Regions from separate parts of the Homo sapiens genome. Here region 1 is linked to region 2. A link is a loop called in an ENCODE intact Hi-C map of the cell type or tissue named here. Cell type or tissue: OCI-LY7. All regions are shown on one strand. Each heading gives the region's core, and the rest is flanking DNA. Links, peaks and the distances in the headings are about the cores only. Region 1 overlaps SEMA3D (semaphorin 3D). Region 2 has its middle 100 kb from the start of SEMA3D.

What was found. A loop is a pair of places that touch in the nucleus more often than their neighbours do. Peaks named below come from ENCODE experiments on the same cell type or tissue, not always from the same donor. Only the 100,000 strongest peaks of a DNase experiment are listed, where the experiment ranks them.
Region 1: it touches region 2 in a loop (2.6-fold over the local background); 3 of 110 quality-filtered maps call a loop at or near these places.

The regions. Positions count from the first base shown.
Region 1 is chr7:85,029,803-85,032,733 of GRCh38, forward strand. All of the region lies in intron 12 of SEMA3D (semaphorin 3D), which reads right to left. It also overlaps the pseudogene HSPA8P16. Among named protein-coding and RNA genes, the nearest start is that of SEMA3D, 160 kb to the right of the region's middle. In OCI-LY7, for the core only: CTCF peaks have their summits at 1,192 (motif pointing right) and 1,399; a DNase peak (open chromatin) is centred at 1,209.
Region 2 is chr7:85,289,066-85,291,996 of GRCh38, forward strand. No RefSeq gene overlaps it. Among named protein-coding and RNA genes, the nearest start is that of SEMA3D, 100 kb to the left of the region's middle. In OCI-LY7, for the core only: no CTCF peak of the experiment used is centred there; a DNase peak (open chromatin) is centred at 1,416; H3K4me3 peaks cover 556 bases; H3K27ac peaks cover 555 bases.

The DNA of each region.
Region 1 (2,931 bases), core at 136-2,635, 260 kb before region 2:
TTACTGGGCATTCTCAATACTTGAATATGGAACATGAGCACAAGGAAAGGAAATAACATTGCACTTTATAAACATTGTATTGTAAGTGGAAAATGCAATGTCTTAAATAAAACTGTATTTAAAGTTGGTATCAAAAAAAGATTAAACAAAAGAAAACTAACCACAACCTCCACCCCTGAATAAAAAAAAAGATTTTGAGCTGAAAATGAGCATTTATTTAATGTCTCTAGTGTTGGACAGTGGAAGAGGCAATGCTGGCGTGAGAAGTCCAGTCTCTAGGTACTCTACCCAGGATGCTTCTTACCATGTTATGATGTTCCTTAAATATGGCTTTGTTTCAAATTTTTGAACCAAAAAATTTTCAGGAATCCTTAGAATCACCATTTTTCACCACCTATTTTTTTTTTTTGAAACTACCTAGATAAAAAAAAGTAAAAAGAACAGGCTTTTCTGGTGTTTGAGCTATTAATAAAAATTATCATGCATTTATGTTCATCAGTGTCCACATAGTAAAATGAATTTATGAAATATTTAAAAAGTACCTATAACTACCTCCTTTTATTTCCCACCAAAAAATGGAGACTTAGTTGGGAAATCCACGTGTAAGCTTTCATCTGTAAAAGTAAAACTAAAACAACTAACATTTAACGCGGTAACAATTTGGGAGCAAATGGAATTTAAAAAGGAATCATTATTTTTACAAAATCAGACATTTAGTAGTTATTTAAAAATGGTGGCAAAATGATTCAAGCAAAGTAAAACATGCATTTTATATTTGAACTTCAAAAACAAGTATTTTCTCCTCACCTTTTTGATAAGGGAATGGTTTAAAACTGAAACTCACTTTTGAGGAAATATTTACTAATACTTTACACTTATGCATAAATCTTAAAAATCCCTTGGCTACACAGAATAAAACTGCAGAGTACATCAGTTATAAAAAACCAACTATCAAGTTGGAAATTTTCTGCCTTTACAAATCTTTCTTAGATTCTGGGTTTTCTAGCAGTCTGTTATTTTGGGCTGGATTCAATTTGGTTTCTATATCTGACCTGTATGATTGATTCACTGTATTATGGACTTTTTAATATTTTATTTCACTTGGAACTTCTTATTACCAAAACCTGGCAGGGCAATAATGATTGAAAAAATCCACCTGAACAAAATATGGCTTGTTCAAATATTCTATTTGGACACCAGAGGGCAGAAGAATCATTTGAAGTGAAGGAATTCTATAATATATCCTTTTGCATTCTTGCTTTTCTAGGCTTATTAACATTGCAGAGCAGTGATGTCATGGTTAAGCTAGGAGTTTAGGTTTGACTTTTTGTCAAAGAAGTACAGCATTCTGTCAAAACCAAAAACTTAAAGTAAGCTTGACACACTGAAAGTTGTAGTGTTTATTTAACTGAGTGATAATGTCAACAGAAGTCTCACCACTGGGAGAACAACTTAGAATTCAATCTTAATAGCAATACAGATGCAGAAAATGTAAAAACAATTTTTTAAAAAATAACCTACGTTAAAGCTTTAACTTAAGTGTAATATGGCTTTTAGTAAAGGTTCTAACAATTTCATAGAAAGCAAAGTATTCAGCAATACTTTTATTAAAGTAAGATGTGTTCCTCTGAATTGCAGTAAGAGAAATGGTAAGTGTAGTAAAGTTTCAAAATTCATTATTACTTGTGCAGAGAATAGACAAATCTCTGGAAAAATAGCATAAAGTTCTGTTTGGTTGCTCATTTGTTATCCCTTTGAAGGTAGAACAAAAGGTAGGTTAATGGCTTTTGATTTGGAGTTAAGTAGAGTAAGTTTCATTCCAGTCATAACAATTCATAAACTGTGAGAGCATGAACATATGTTTACCTTCGCTGGGCTTGTTTCTTATCTATAAAATTGGGATAATAATACCTACTCTGTGTGTTTATTTTAAGAATGTAGTGAGATAACGTATACGGGCTTATCAGAGTGTCTGGATCATAAGAAGTGTTCAGTAATGAGTTTGATCAAAATATTCTGGATATTTAGAGAGATAGAATCATAACTTTATATAAACAAAAATTACTGAAATTGGGCTGCTTTTAGAAAACAAATAAGAAAGAATGCCAGGAAATAATGTAAAATTCAATGCAGCTAATTTTAGGTGGGACATTCGGCAGTATATCAATCAGATAAATATTAGGAAATAAGTGCATATTACAGAATATTAACGAATAGAGAGAGAAGACTGATCAGAAAATTCAACATCCCTCTTCATTCCACTGTTTTTGGCAATATGATATTGGGAAAGTTATTTAATTATTCTGGGTATTCATTCCCTTCCCTGTAAAATGAGGGTGAATTACGTGGTCTTTATCATTCACTCCAGTTCTTACATTCTCAAATTTTACAGGCATAGTTTATCTGATACGCTGTGAAATATAATTTCAATGATTTAATGTGTAGTGTTATTAATGGTAAAGTGTATTTGTATAACAGATTTTCACATCACATATATGATGCTCCTAAATTCAACATCAGTATTCTAAATATAAAACATAATGTAGAAAAGCACACTAATAGCATTGAGTGCTAATAAGAAACAAGATGTTGTAAAAATGACTGAAGAAGCAATGAAGTAAAAGGCTACCTATCTATGCATGATTTCAGACATTTTCAAATTTGGTCACAGTGATTTCAAAGAGAATACATAAGTAGCTAGTTATTTGGAAATAGCTGATGTCCTTAGCTACCACGGATTTCTAGATAAAGCCTGCAAACATGTTAGTAGAAATGATTGTCACTATACTAACACAAAATCAATTGGATAGGGTTGATCAATAAAAATATTTAAAAATACCTCAACATTATTAGTCTCATACTAATAAATTTATATTATGTGGTTTCTGCTTATCTAAAGAGAGCATAGATATAACAGTTTAACTCAGTACA
Region 2 (2,931 bases), core at 104-2,603:
AATGTCCATGTTAACTGCAGTTGGTTTTCCACATATGTGCAGATGAAAGTCCTTTAGCATTTTGTGTACAAGACAAACAGCACCAATGTGTAACCTTCTATTTTCTTTTATTCCTAGAAGGCTTACAGGAAAATAAAGTTGGGAAGGCAGGAGGGCAGGCAAAGTTTTACGTTTATTTCTTTACTTTTAGTTGTTATTTACTCTGAGAGAACAAATTCTTTTTTGTTTGCTTCAAACATCAAAGTGCAAGAGAGTAAGCAAAAGTGTGTTTGAATTCTTTGTTAGAGCAGGGAAGTACATATTTTTTTTTTTTTTTTTTTTTTGCACGTGGGTGATGAGCTATAGAGAAAGGGGATTCCTGTGGTTCATAAAAAGGAATAAAAGAGTCATTAGCATTCTGGTAAGCACTGCTGTCTCCCGGGTACATGAGATAAAGGGCAGATAGGCATTAAAATACAAGAATGAATCAGCTACCTCCGTTTCTTCCCCATCTGTGTGTCCCACATCAACCTGTTATGTGACTACTGAAGCTTTCTATTCTTCAAATACCCAAAAGTCATTCTTTTTCCTGAGCATTGGCTACCAGCACCTCAATACGTCTCCTAGGCTTGCCTGGCTGGAGCTCCCATGCAAAGGATTTGAGGACCTTGATTAGTGGTTTTTAGTGGGGCTCTTCTATGTTCTGTTGCTCAGAAATGGAGGTGGTGGGAATGAGTTCCAGGTTCAGTCATAATCAGTGGTTCATGTGTTCTCATTTTCCAAATAGGTATTCAGTTTCTGATAGGAAAAGTGGTAGAAAAGAAGGTCAATGAATGGAATTTGCTTACAACAGCAGGCAGGATATGTACTAAGTTAAATAGCTTATTTCAGGCTGAACGTCTAGACCATTCACTACCTGTAAGTTCGTTTTATGACAGCTTAAAATTTCTGATATAAAGACCTTTAAAACCTAAATATCTTGTTCATTCATGCTTCATTTACCTAGAAAATACACAGTTTTTCCATGTACTTTATTCGTCATCTGACATAAAATTTTCCAAGTGGTAGAAAAAATACATTTTAATTAATTCACTCATTAATGTGTTTCATAAACATTGAATATCTTCTGGATTAGGCACTCTTTAACTTTATTTAAATAGATAAAGGACTTCCATGAAACTGCAAATATTTAATATATCAGTTATATATATTGGTACTTTTTAGCATACATTTCTTTTCACCTTTATAGGCTCTCAAAGAAGATGACATTCTCCACAAAAGGTAATAGTTGGAGTTAGAAATAGACATCTTGATATTTTTCCTTTTTTCACCTGGCCTTTCAGAGCTGAAAGGTCATTGAAAAGGAGGAAGTACTTTTAAGTGTATCCTGTGTCTTGTGATCTAAGGTTATTTAAATAAGAAAGCACAAGAAATGGAGAAGTTGCCTCCAAGAACAAGGATGTTTTTCTTTCATATTGCATTACACAGAGACAGGTTTTCTGGGGCCTGAAAACTGCACAGCTGTGTGCATTTGTGTTTAAGATTAGGTTTATTGTGTTTAGCTTGCCTCTTCTTTTACGGTTACTCTTCCTCAGCTGTCCATCTTTCCATCTCACTTTCACGTTTCAACTCTCAAAAAAATGTGGAAGATAATGAAATGTCTGGAATTTCTTTGGTGTATGGATTCAAAGTAATAGTGAAATAGCCGTGCTCTACTGGACACTGTCATTCATGAAATTGTGTAAAATCTGAAAATAAGCATTCGATTAACTGCTCAGACCATTAAAAAAAAACATTTTAAGGAAAGTCTAGGAATTAAGAACATAGGAAGGATTAAAATTTGAATTGTTTAATGAGGTGAATTTCTGACAAAAAAAACTTACAACTTTGAATACAGACTATTTCTTATAAGAAATAAACTTTTCCCCTTTCTTCCCCCCATCTCCCGATCTCAAGTTTTCTGAAATCAACTCAAATGACAAAATAACACAATCCTCACATTGCTATCTTTTGTTTACTTTTTCTTATCTGATTAATAATTAAATTTTATTTGTCTCATTTTTATTAATAATACATATTTACACAAATGTGCATATTAAATACGTGTATTTAGTATCTTATGAATTTTGAAGAAAAAAAACCAGAACATCTTTGGATGTGCTGTGTTGGGTGATTTTAGCTTCCTTTTTGGTTTTCCCCCACAAAAAAGGAAAGGGAAAATTCTACTTAGTCTCTTGTTTTTACAGACACTGAAAATCTACTTGCTTTCTCATTCTTAAAGAAATTACATTTTCTGTCAAGCAAGGATGTCCTATTATCAAATAATGTAACTCATGCAAGATTTGAAAACTAATATGTGATATTTCCCAGAAATATTTTGGTTTTTATCAGACACATTTACTAATAGATTTCCAAGCTTTAAAAAGTTAAGGTTAATAGTTATTTCTGGAAGATCAAGGAACTCCCTGTTGGATCCATGCTCTTGGATCACAGTATGAAACAGTTTATTTTTGCTTTTACGACCAGACTTTGGGGTTCTTTTTAACTTGATTTGTTCATCTCAAAGTCTGAAAAACCAAGATGTATGAAAACTGTAGTATGAAAATTATAAAGCTGTATAAACTCTTCTTATTGTGTATTTCATTAATATTCCTATCATCTTAAATACTATTATTTTGTATTTTGCAAATGTGGTACTCTTAGTTTTCACTATTCTGTAACAACCAAAGTAGTTCAGAAAAAAAAATAGCTAAATGTTCAGAATTAATAAAACTGCCACTGTATACCAAGCATAAAAAATTGTTGCTTTTATGAAGTTCAAAGAAGTTATGGCTACTTGAAGTCTCCTAAATATTGATTTGTGAATTTTGTGTGTGTTATGGAGTAAATTGTGTTCCCGCTTCTAAAAATTTCATTTTGAAGTGCTAACTTCCCCCAAACATGACTGAATTT